Regions from separate parts of the Homo sapiens genome. Here region 2 is linked to region 1. Evidence: read pairs that join two places in POLR2A ChIA-PET (ENCODE). Cell type or tissue: Panc1. All regions are shown on one strand. Each heading gives the region's core, and the rest is flanking DNA. Links, peaks and the distances in the headings are about the cores only. Region 1 overlaps ATXN1 (ataxin 1). Region 2 overlaps ATXN1 (ataxin 1).

What was found. ChIA-PET counts read pairs that join two places held together with the same protein. Peaks named below come from ENCODE experiments on the same cell type or tissue, not always from the same donor. Only the 100,000 strongest peaks of a DNase experiment are listed, where the experiment ranks them.
Region 2: POLR2A ChIA-PET joins it to region 1 with 6 read pairs; 2 of 35 experiments call an interaction of 5 or more read pairs at or near these places.

What each region holds. Positions count from the first base shown.
Region 1 is chr6:16,388,845-16,393,236 of GRCh38, reverse strand. The region is part of intron 6 of ATXN1 (ataxin 1); the gene reads left to right. Among named protein-coding and RNA genes, the nearest start is that of GMPR, 150 kb to the right of the region's middle. In Panc1, for the core only: no CTCF peak of the experiment used is centred there; no DNase peak of the experiment used is centred there.
Region 2 is chr6:16,716,866-16,721,257 of GRCh38, reverse strand. The region is part of intron 2 of ATXN1 (ataxin 1); the gene reads left to right. Among named protein-coding and RNA genes, the nearest start is that of ATXN1-AS1, 42 kb to the left of the region's middle. In Panc1, for the core only: no CTCF peak of the experiment used is centred there; no DNase peak of the experiment used is centred there; H3K27ac peaks cover 4,000 bases.

The sequences.
Region 1 (4,392 bases), core at 240-4,239:
TAAAAATTTAAAAAGCCACTGTGATTCTTCTCTGTGATCATTCGTAAGTCATACACTATTTTGTGTGGGTGAAACATGTGATCTGTTAGTGGGTCTGAGAAAATCATATTTATTAAGCAAAAAAGTCAATATGTGCTTGTGTTTTGCTTATGAATTTACTCGAATAAAATGTCTGAAGGTCTTGAAACTTCTTAAAAGAAAATGGTTCTTACTTCATTTTGGTGTGTTTACATTAAGGGGAGCCATGTGACCTCTTATGAGAGTTACTGTCAAATTTCAAGTGCATGGGCATTGCCTGGAGGACTTGTTCAAACACAGATTGCTGGAAAGCCCAAGAATTTGCATTTGTAACAAGTTTACAGGTGATCATGATGCCGCTTTCCCTGGGTGACTCACTTTGAGAACCACTGTCTTGTGAGTTTAGAGATAAAGAATGGTTGAGGTCGTGTGCGATGGCTCATGCCTCTAGTCCTAGCACTTTGGGAGGCCAAAGCGGGTGGATCACCTGAGGTCAGGAGTTCGAGACCAGCCTGCCTAACATGATGAAACCCTGTCTCTACTAAAAATACAAAAATTAGCCAGGTGTGGTGGCGGGCGCCTGTAATCCCAGCTACTCAGGAGGCTGAGGCAGGAGAATCGCTTGAACCTAGAAGGCGGAGGTTGCAGGGAGCCAAGATTACACCGCTTCACTCCAACCTGGGCTATAGAGCAAAACTCCATCTCAAAAAAAAAAAAGAATGGGTTGGAAAAAATGTCTGCACATCAGTAAGCACAAAATAACCATTGATAAATAGCATTACAAGCATCCAGGATCCTAACAGGAGGGGAGAAAATCAGGCCACTTTAGAAACACTTTTATGACTGGCAGTTATCCAGTTTGCTACTAAGGTCAGGTCTAAAAGATTGTTAAGACTAGCCTGTTTCTGTATCCATGGGTATCAGCTGGGGAAGCCAAGTTCTGTCTTTGTGCTTGGCAGCCCTCCCCAATGCCATGTCTCTGCTGATGACATTGGAATTTCCTCCAAATTAAACAGCCTGACAGCAGCCATCTGTAAAGAAGGCAGCAAGGTTACGAGTGATCACTGGCTAGTGCCATTTCTGCTGCCAACCAGGCAGGCAAAGCTTCTGGCATGTTCTTGACCACCTCTGAGAAGAGTTGATGTTTCCTTTGGGGTATCATAGAGTTTCTGCCACCCAGCTCTGTTTCTCTGCCTCCTGGTGCCTGCCCCTAATTATTGCATAGTTGTCACTGATCCTGGTAACCTGACTGCTGGATTTTTGCTCCAGAAACCTACAGTAAAGGAGACCGTAGGCCACCAGAAGCCAGGAGGAAACATCAGGCTGCAGTCAAGGGCACTGCCTTCTCCCCTCCAGGCTGCTGGGCTTTGAGGGCAGAGAAATAAAAAGACTGAAAGGGATTAGAGGCCTGGAGTCCACAACAAAGCCCTGTAGTCATCCACCACCTTGCACAGCCTCTTCCTGCCATGCTTACAGGTGAAAAGTCTAGTTCATAGGACACATTGCTTTTCCAGAACCTTCCGCTGCCTTCCAGAGCCAGCATTCTTCCTGAAAACTCTCTCTTGCCAGTTGTTTGCCTTCAGAGTTACAGTTTAAAAACCAACACTTAAACTGATATCCTCTGAAGAAAAAAACAGATAACAAATTCATGAATCATAGTTATACTTAAATTTCCTCCGTCACAGAGAAACATGTTATTTTTAGAAAGTGGATCCCAAACCTAACTGATCAGAATCCCTTGGGGGAAATGTTTTTAAAAAATACCATTACCTGTGCACTGGCCCAGAAAATCCAGGGCCATTAGAGACTGCAAATGTCTGAGAATCTGTGTTTCCTAAAAGGCACAATGGTGATTCTGATGGGCAGCCATGTTTGAGAACCTCTGATTGAATTGTGCACAATTTTGATGGTGCTGCTGTTGCATTATAGGTAATTCAAAGAAGAGCTTCTTTTTTTTAAAAAAAAATAGTAATCTATAAATATAATAGTTTTCATCTGAATAGTGTTTTCTTGTTTTCAGAAGACCTTCATAACTTTTTTTTTTTTTTTTTTTTTTTGAGATGGAGTCTTGCTGTGTCACCCAGGCTGGAGTGCAGTGACGCAATCTCGGCTCACTGCAACCTCCGCCTCCCAGGTTCATGTGATTCTCCTGCCTCAGCCTCCTGATTAGCTGGGATTACAGACGTGTGCTCCTACGCCCAGCTAATTTTTTATATTTTTAGTAGAGATGGGGTTTATCCATGTTGTCCAGGCTGATCTCAAACTCCCAACCTCAGATGGTTCACCTGCCTCGGCCTCCCAAAGTGGTGGGATTACAGGCGTGAGCCACCACGCCTGGCCATAACTATTATCTTTGACAATTTTCCTGGGAGGTGGATGACAGGACCTGTTACTGACGCCAGTTTACATCTGAGATGCTGCAGTGGAGAGGAATTGGAACTAGAACCGACACTTACGGCTTCTTGTCTGGTGTACTCTCTGCTGTTCCATCTTCATTGCTTGTGTGCATGCGTGTGTGTGTGTGTGTGTGTGTGTGTGATGTGTTTATTTGACTCCTTGAATCTATGTTGTCTTGTTTTTCGTAAATGGATTAACGCCACTACCACGGATCATCAGGGAGATATGACGCTAGAGATAGATAAGCCAAATGGAGGTAGAAAATCCAAACTGAAAACAGGGAGAGAAGCTAAGATAGACCCAAGGAGTCTAACAACCCAAGTTCTAAACTAGAGAGAAGGCCACTGTTCATCTATTTCAGGGATGGGCAGTTATGGAAATAGTATGAACTCAGGCATCCCAAAGGCAGTGCAGTGTATGAGAGAAAGATGCTTGCATGCATACTCCCAGCAAAGCTCTCAGTGGGGCCCAAGATGCAGGGCATGGAGGGTAATAAAGATTAGCCAGGAAGGTGATAGGACAACAGATACTGAAAACATGGCAATGAAAAAACATCAGCATTCAGAGGTGAGAATTACCATTGCCAGAAGTTCTTGGGAAGTAAAACAAGTACAGAGCTATGGGTCAAGGATCTCACAGTTAGAGTACTAGTAGCAGTAGGGTGGACTTGAGTCTGTAGTTTGGGACCAGCTGCTAACTTAAAGCCTGGGAAGCTCGTGTTAGCCAGACATTACAGATACTTTTTATGTCACCTTGAACAAGCTTCACTATCCTTATATTTAAAATAAGGAGTAGGCCTATTAATAATCTGTATGTATTTCTTGCAGTAAGGAAATCTAATTTTGGGAAATGAATAGCAAGAACATAGCTTGGTGCAGTGAGTCAGTGAGAGGATTTACAAAAGGTGAACGTACACAGGACTCTTAATACTGATCCTGGGCTAGTCATGTCATTGCACATGACACCTGCTGTTGGAAGGAACAGGTTAAGCATTTAGTTGTGTGCAATGAACCTGTGAGCCCTGTGGGCTGGTCCCACTTATTTGAAATAGAACGATTGCAGTGCCTATGTGAGTCAGGGTACACCTGAATGTTTAGTTAGTGCTTTCCATTAACCCTTTTCAATTTTGCTTCTATGTTTTCTTTTCCTCCAGAAGGAAAATGAGCAGAAGGTGTGTCACATGCTCGCTTTTTATCTGCTGCGTAGTTCTTGTAGTGAAAGGATTGTCGATAAGTTCAGAAACCAAGACTACTGCTGCCTCCCCTTCATTCATTCAGTAGTCTTACAGCCTAAAGAAGACAAGAAAATTAAGGACTCTCAAGGCAAAAGGAAGTCAAATGAAATTGGGAAGTGGGTCTACAGTAAATGCAATATCTGTCGCTTTCTTTTAGAACTGCATAAACCACATGGAAATTTTCCGTGTATATTTGCTACCAAGGGATGCTATCATCTTTTTCTTTCCTTTTTTTTTTTTCTTTTTTTTTGGAGATGGAGTCTCGCTCTGTCACTCAGGCTGGAGTGCAGTGGCGCCATCTCCACTCACTACAACCTCCGCCTCCCGGGTTCAAGCGATTCTCCTGCCTCAGCCTCCCGAGTAGCTGAGATGACAGGCGCGTGCCACCACGCCCGGCTAATTTTTGTACTTTTAGTACAGACGAGGTTTCACCATGTTGGTCAGGCTGGTCTCTCGAACTCCTCACCTCGTGATCTGCCCGCCTTGGCCTCCCAAAGTGCTGGGATTACAGGCGTGAGCCACCACGCCGGGCCACTATCATCTTTTTAATTTAGGCACATAGTGCTCAGGAAAAGACAAGGATGATGGATGGTAATTAAGTAAATGAAGACAGCATTGGTCAGGAGGGCAGTATAAACAAAGTAAAATAGAAAGTCTCTTGTTCTATTTTTTTTAAATAATGATAATTATATATTTCTTACAGTCATATCCAGAGCTTACTTGAATCTAAAGCAGTATTTATC
Region 2 (4,392 bases), core at 288-4,287, 330 kb before region 1:
GGATGGCTACATGCCGTAACCTTGTTCGTAGTAGCTCCTGATTTTTATCTGTATTAGAAATTGCTCGGCATGAGACAAATGAGGAACATTTGGGGAAATGTGTGAGTAATTGAGTAAAAACTAATAGCTGTCTTAAGGGAACCATCTTCTGGTTTGCATTTGTATTAATAGGTATGCAGAGCAGGAATAATTTGGAACGGGGGAGCTGGTTATCCTCTGGGTGTGTCAAGCACAAATCTCAGATTCCATTACATCTGCACAAGTCTTGACAGTTTGCAAAATGTGCCTAGAGGTATGCTTGATAAGGACAGACATTTCTTGCCTGGGTTCTAACTGTGTCACTGCTAGCACAGTATCTGGCCTGAACAGCATCTAAAGAAATATTTTGCTGGATGGGTTACCTCAATGGGTTCTCATAGCAGCCCTGTGGATATAGACACAGCATGTTTTATCATTCTTTTCTACAGGCTCAAAGAGGGTAATTACTTACTCAGGCTCACATAGCTGGTAGGAAAAGGATTTAGGCCTCTCCTTTATACCATGCTTTAGCTCGACCCAAATAATAAAAGCAAAAAAGCCATGTTTGGATCAACTGAGTTTTAATAGAAGAGCATTGGAGAGAGGTTGTAAACCCTCAGATATTTTCAAAAATAATAGTAAGCATTCTTGACTTGCAATGCAGAGAATGTCTTAAGCTCATATGTCTTGATGGTGCTAATCAAGTCAGGCTTTTATAATTGAGTGAAAGCACAGAAAAATAATTTATTCATTCTTATACAACCAAGTATTTATTGAATGTCTTTTCTGCACCAGACATGGTTGTATGCACTGAGGACGTAACAGAGAACAAACAAGGTTGTCTAAGTCCCTGCCCTCAGAGAGCTTATGTTCTCATAGTGGAGACAACCACAAGTAAATTGCATAAGTAGACTCTATTTGCAGACCCCCCAAAATAGAGTAGGATATGTTAGGAGAAAGAGTGATGGCAGGGGCGAAGGGGATTCTTTTGTTTGGTGGAGTCAGGGAAAGTCTTAGGGGATGGGCTTTTGTACAGAGACTGCAGTAAGGTATAGGAGCCAGCCCTGGAAGATGGGAGTGGTGAAGGGTGAGATGAGAATCTGAGGATGAGCACTGTAAAGGAAGAGAATGGCCAGGTGAAGGCTCTGAGGCCAGAAGGAGCCTTTGAATTGATCTAGAGGCTGCAGGAGCTTGGATTTTACGCTAAATGTGATGGGAAACTCTGTTAGTTTTCCAGGGCTGCTCTAATAAATTACCAGAAACTTGGTGGGTTAAAACAACAGGAATTTGTTCTCTCAAAGTTCTGGAGGGCAGACGTCTGAAATCAGGTGTCAGCCGGGCCACACTCCCTCCCGAAGCTCTGTTGGGAGAACCTTTCCTTGCCGCTGTCATCCTCTGGTGGTTCCAGGCGTTCCTTGGCTTGTGGCAGCGTCACTCCAGTCTCTGCCTCTGTTTTCACATGGCCTTCTCCTCTGTGTCTGTACCAGGTCCTCTCCTGTCTCTTAGAAGAACAGTGGTCATTGGATTTAGGACCCACCCGGGAAATCCATGACATTTATGTCAGGGGCTGGAAAAGGAAGGACAGGTGGGATGTGACCATCCGGAGAGCCTATCTCAGCTGTCATGGGTTGTCACAAAGGCCATTGTGTGGTTAATTTTTATCTTCTTATTCTTGTTTCCTCTTTAATCTTTCATTCTAAGCCCTATAGCCCTGACTGGCAGATTCGCTGTCGGGTTTTTCTAGTTGTAGATGACATGCTTTTTCTTAAAGCCATCTTCATTTATTAATCTACATTCGTTTTTAATTTTAATGCACCAATCAATAATTATTTCACTTGACAGTTTTTGACAGCATGCTGCTTGCGACATTTAGCTGTTTAGCATGAATTCAAAAGGTGATCTATCAATTTGCACAAATGAAATAAAGTTGCTCTTTCTTCCTGTGCTTTGGGGGAATGTATAAAAAAATGTATGTTTATCCTTCCCTGGAGAATTTTTGATGTAGAAATACTGAATAGTTTTCTATATAAGAAGACAGAGGACTAAAGAGCTTTAAAATTTGTTGTGCTTATTTTGCTTGTATCATAAATTCACGTGAAAGGCCAGATTTCTCTTAATTGCGTTGATATTGTGGAGATGAATCATTCAACAAATGTTTATTAAGTGCTCATTGTGTGCATGGCACTCTGCAAATGTTATGGGAAATAAAGACAGAGTCCCCGGGAAATAAAGACAGAGTCCCCAGGAAGTCTAGTAGTCAGAGAAACAAAGCCACTTCCCAAATTATGGTGGGTAGAAAAACTTAGGAAATGACAGTTTTATCATGCTACATACCTTCACTTAATGAATCCTATGTGAAAATTCCCAGTAAAAACCTATGAACAAAAGTGTGTGGTTGTCTTCATGTATACATTGTGTGCACACATCTGTGCGTACAATGCACAGCTTTGTATGAAGCTAGCTGAAAACTAAACAGCTAGGCTGAACTTAGCTGAAAACTAAACAGCAGGGGAAATGTTCTTTCTCACTAAAATCACAGTGTTAAAACTCTTGGCAGTTCAGATGGTCTCCACTGTAGCTGTTGGTTTACATTTTGATAATTTACCAAAGAGCATAATATATTTAATTCCTAGTTGGATGGTGTAACTCAACACAGCATTTCCAGCGAAACGCTTTGCAAATGGGAAGTAAGCATTTTCTTTGGAAACCAGCAGCTTCCTTACTCCCTTGGTTCTTCTGTGGGTATAAGCATGACCTATAGGTTAGAAGTTCTGGAACAGAAGGAGAAAAATGAATTATGTCACAGTTAACAGGAAAGGAGGTGCTTTGCATTCTTGCTCCGTTGCAGTTAGTTTTGTTTTCCTTCCTTGGTTTGGGGGCATTTGGCCTTGCATATCCTGGCAAGATTTAGGCAAAACAGGCACTGACCTTCTTTCTGGAATGCTCTTTCATTTTGCCCCATGCATATTATTAAGAGGCATAATTCACTGTCATATTTTTGTGGCTAAAAGTTTTCTAACTTCTATACACTGAGCCTTTGTTTTCTGCTTAATAGGGCAAAAGAGCTGGCATTTTCTGGGCATCATTGACCCTTCACTATGATTTAGATTTTTTAAAGAAACACATAAACTGTTCATTGCACCTTGTTGTGTGGCAACTCTGCCAGTCACTAATTGGTACTGTGGATATTTGGCTGTTGCTCTTATTTACTTTCCTCTGGTTTTTACATCACTTAATTAAATCTTGTGCCAGTTTCCATTCTATACATGTATAGGGAAGCAAACAGAAACTTTGTCCTGAAGCACCAGGTTCTTTGGCTTCATCATCCTAAACAGCTCTGTGAAAATCAGTTGAAAGTGAGTAGAGCCAGAAGTGGCGTGTAAGCCATGCTGTCAGCGAGGGCTGGCTGGATCTGCATACGATCGCCGCCTTCTGCCCCTGCTTTTGGAGACTAGAGATGGCTTCTGGTCTGTGTCCAGGGCTTGCCATGCTGATTCAGAGAGCTATGCCACAGATGAGCCTGAGTTGAGACCATGATGCCAGCATATCCTCAGACCCACGAGATCGTTATGCCAGAATGTTAATCCGCAGTGGAAACCATTACTAACATACTCTCAAGGCCCACATGATGAGCACATTCTCTCTCTGTGTTAAGCTGCATGGGAATGTAAATCCTAACTGGAAGCTACTTTATTGATGTGCCTTGAGAAATTGCTGCTCTCTGGCTGCAGGTATCAGCAGCAGTCACAGTGCACATGCTCTCTAAGGAAGATCCATATGGAGTCAGGTGTTTGCTTGGTGAGCAGGGAATCGGAACAAGGGAGTGGGATGAGTTGACTGTTAAGTGGCACCAAGCAAACATAGCCTGCCTCTCTGTTCATCTCAGGAGAAGGGTGGCTTTTCTAGTGGGACCAGGAACATGTCAGTCATTGCCTGCTACTCCCTACAGTCATCTCACTAGGGTGGCCTTGCCTGTGAAGACACTGTATTCTCCCCAACAACCTTGGCATTGCCTACATAGACTTTAGTGACTCTGTACTTTCCTGGCTAAGCCAGCCCTGGCGCCCTTTTGAGGACACAGTCTTTTCTTAAATTCATGACTATATTTCATCAGGTGCTGGCTGGGGCAGGGGTAGTGGTGATGGTAGTAATTATCTTTCTTCAGTTGGCTTTGTATGTCCATGTTCTCATCCACTAAATTTTGTTCTTACTATAAACCGCTAACTAGGCAATCTCTTCCCCGTTGTCAAGTTCTTGGTTGGGGAATGGTAATCTTTATTGTCCTTCTTATAAGTCCCTTTGGAATGGATAGAGGCTTTGGGATGGACATCTCGTGAACTGTATCTTCATATCAAGCTCTGTGAACTGAATGGC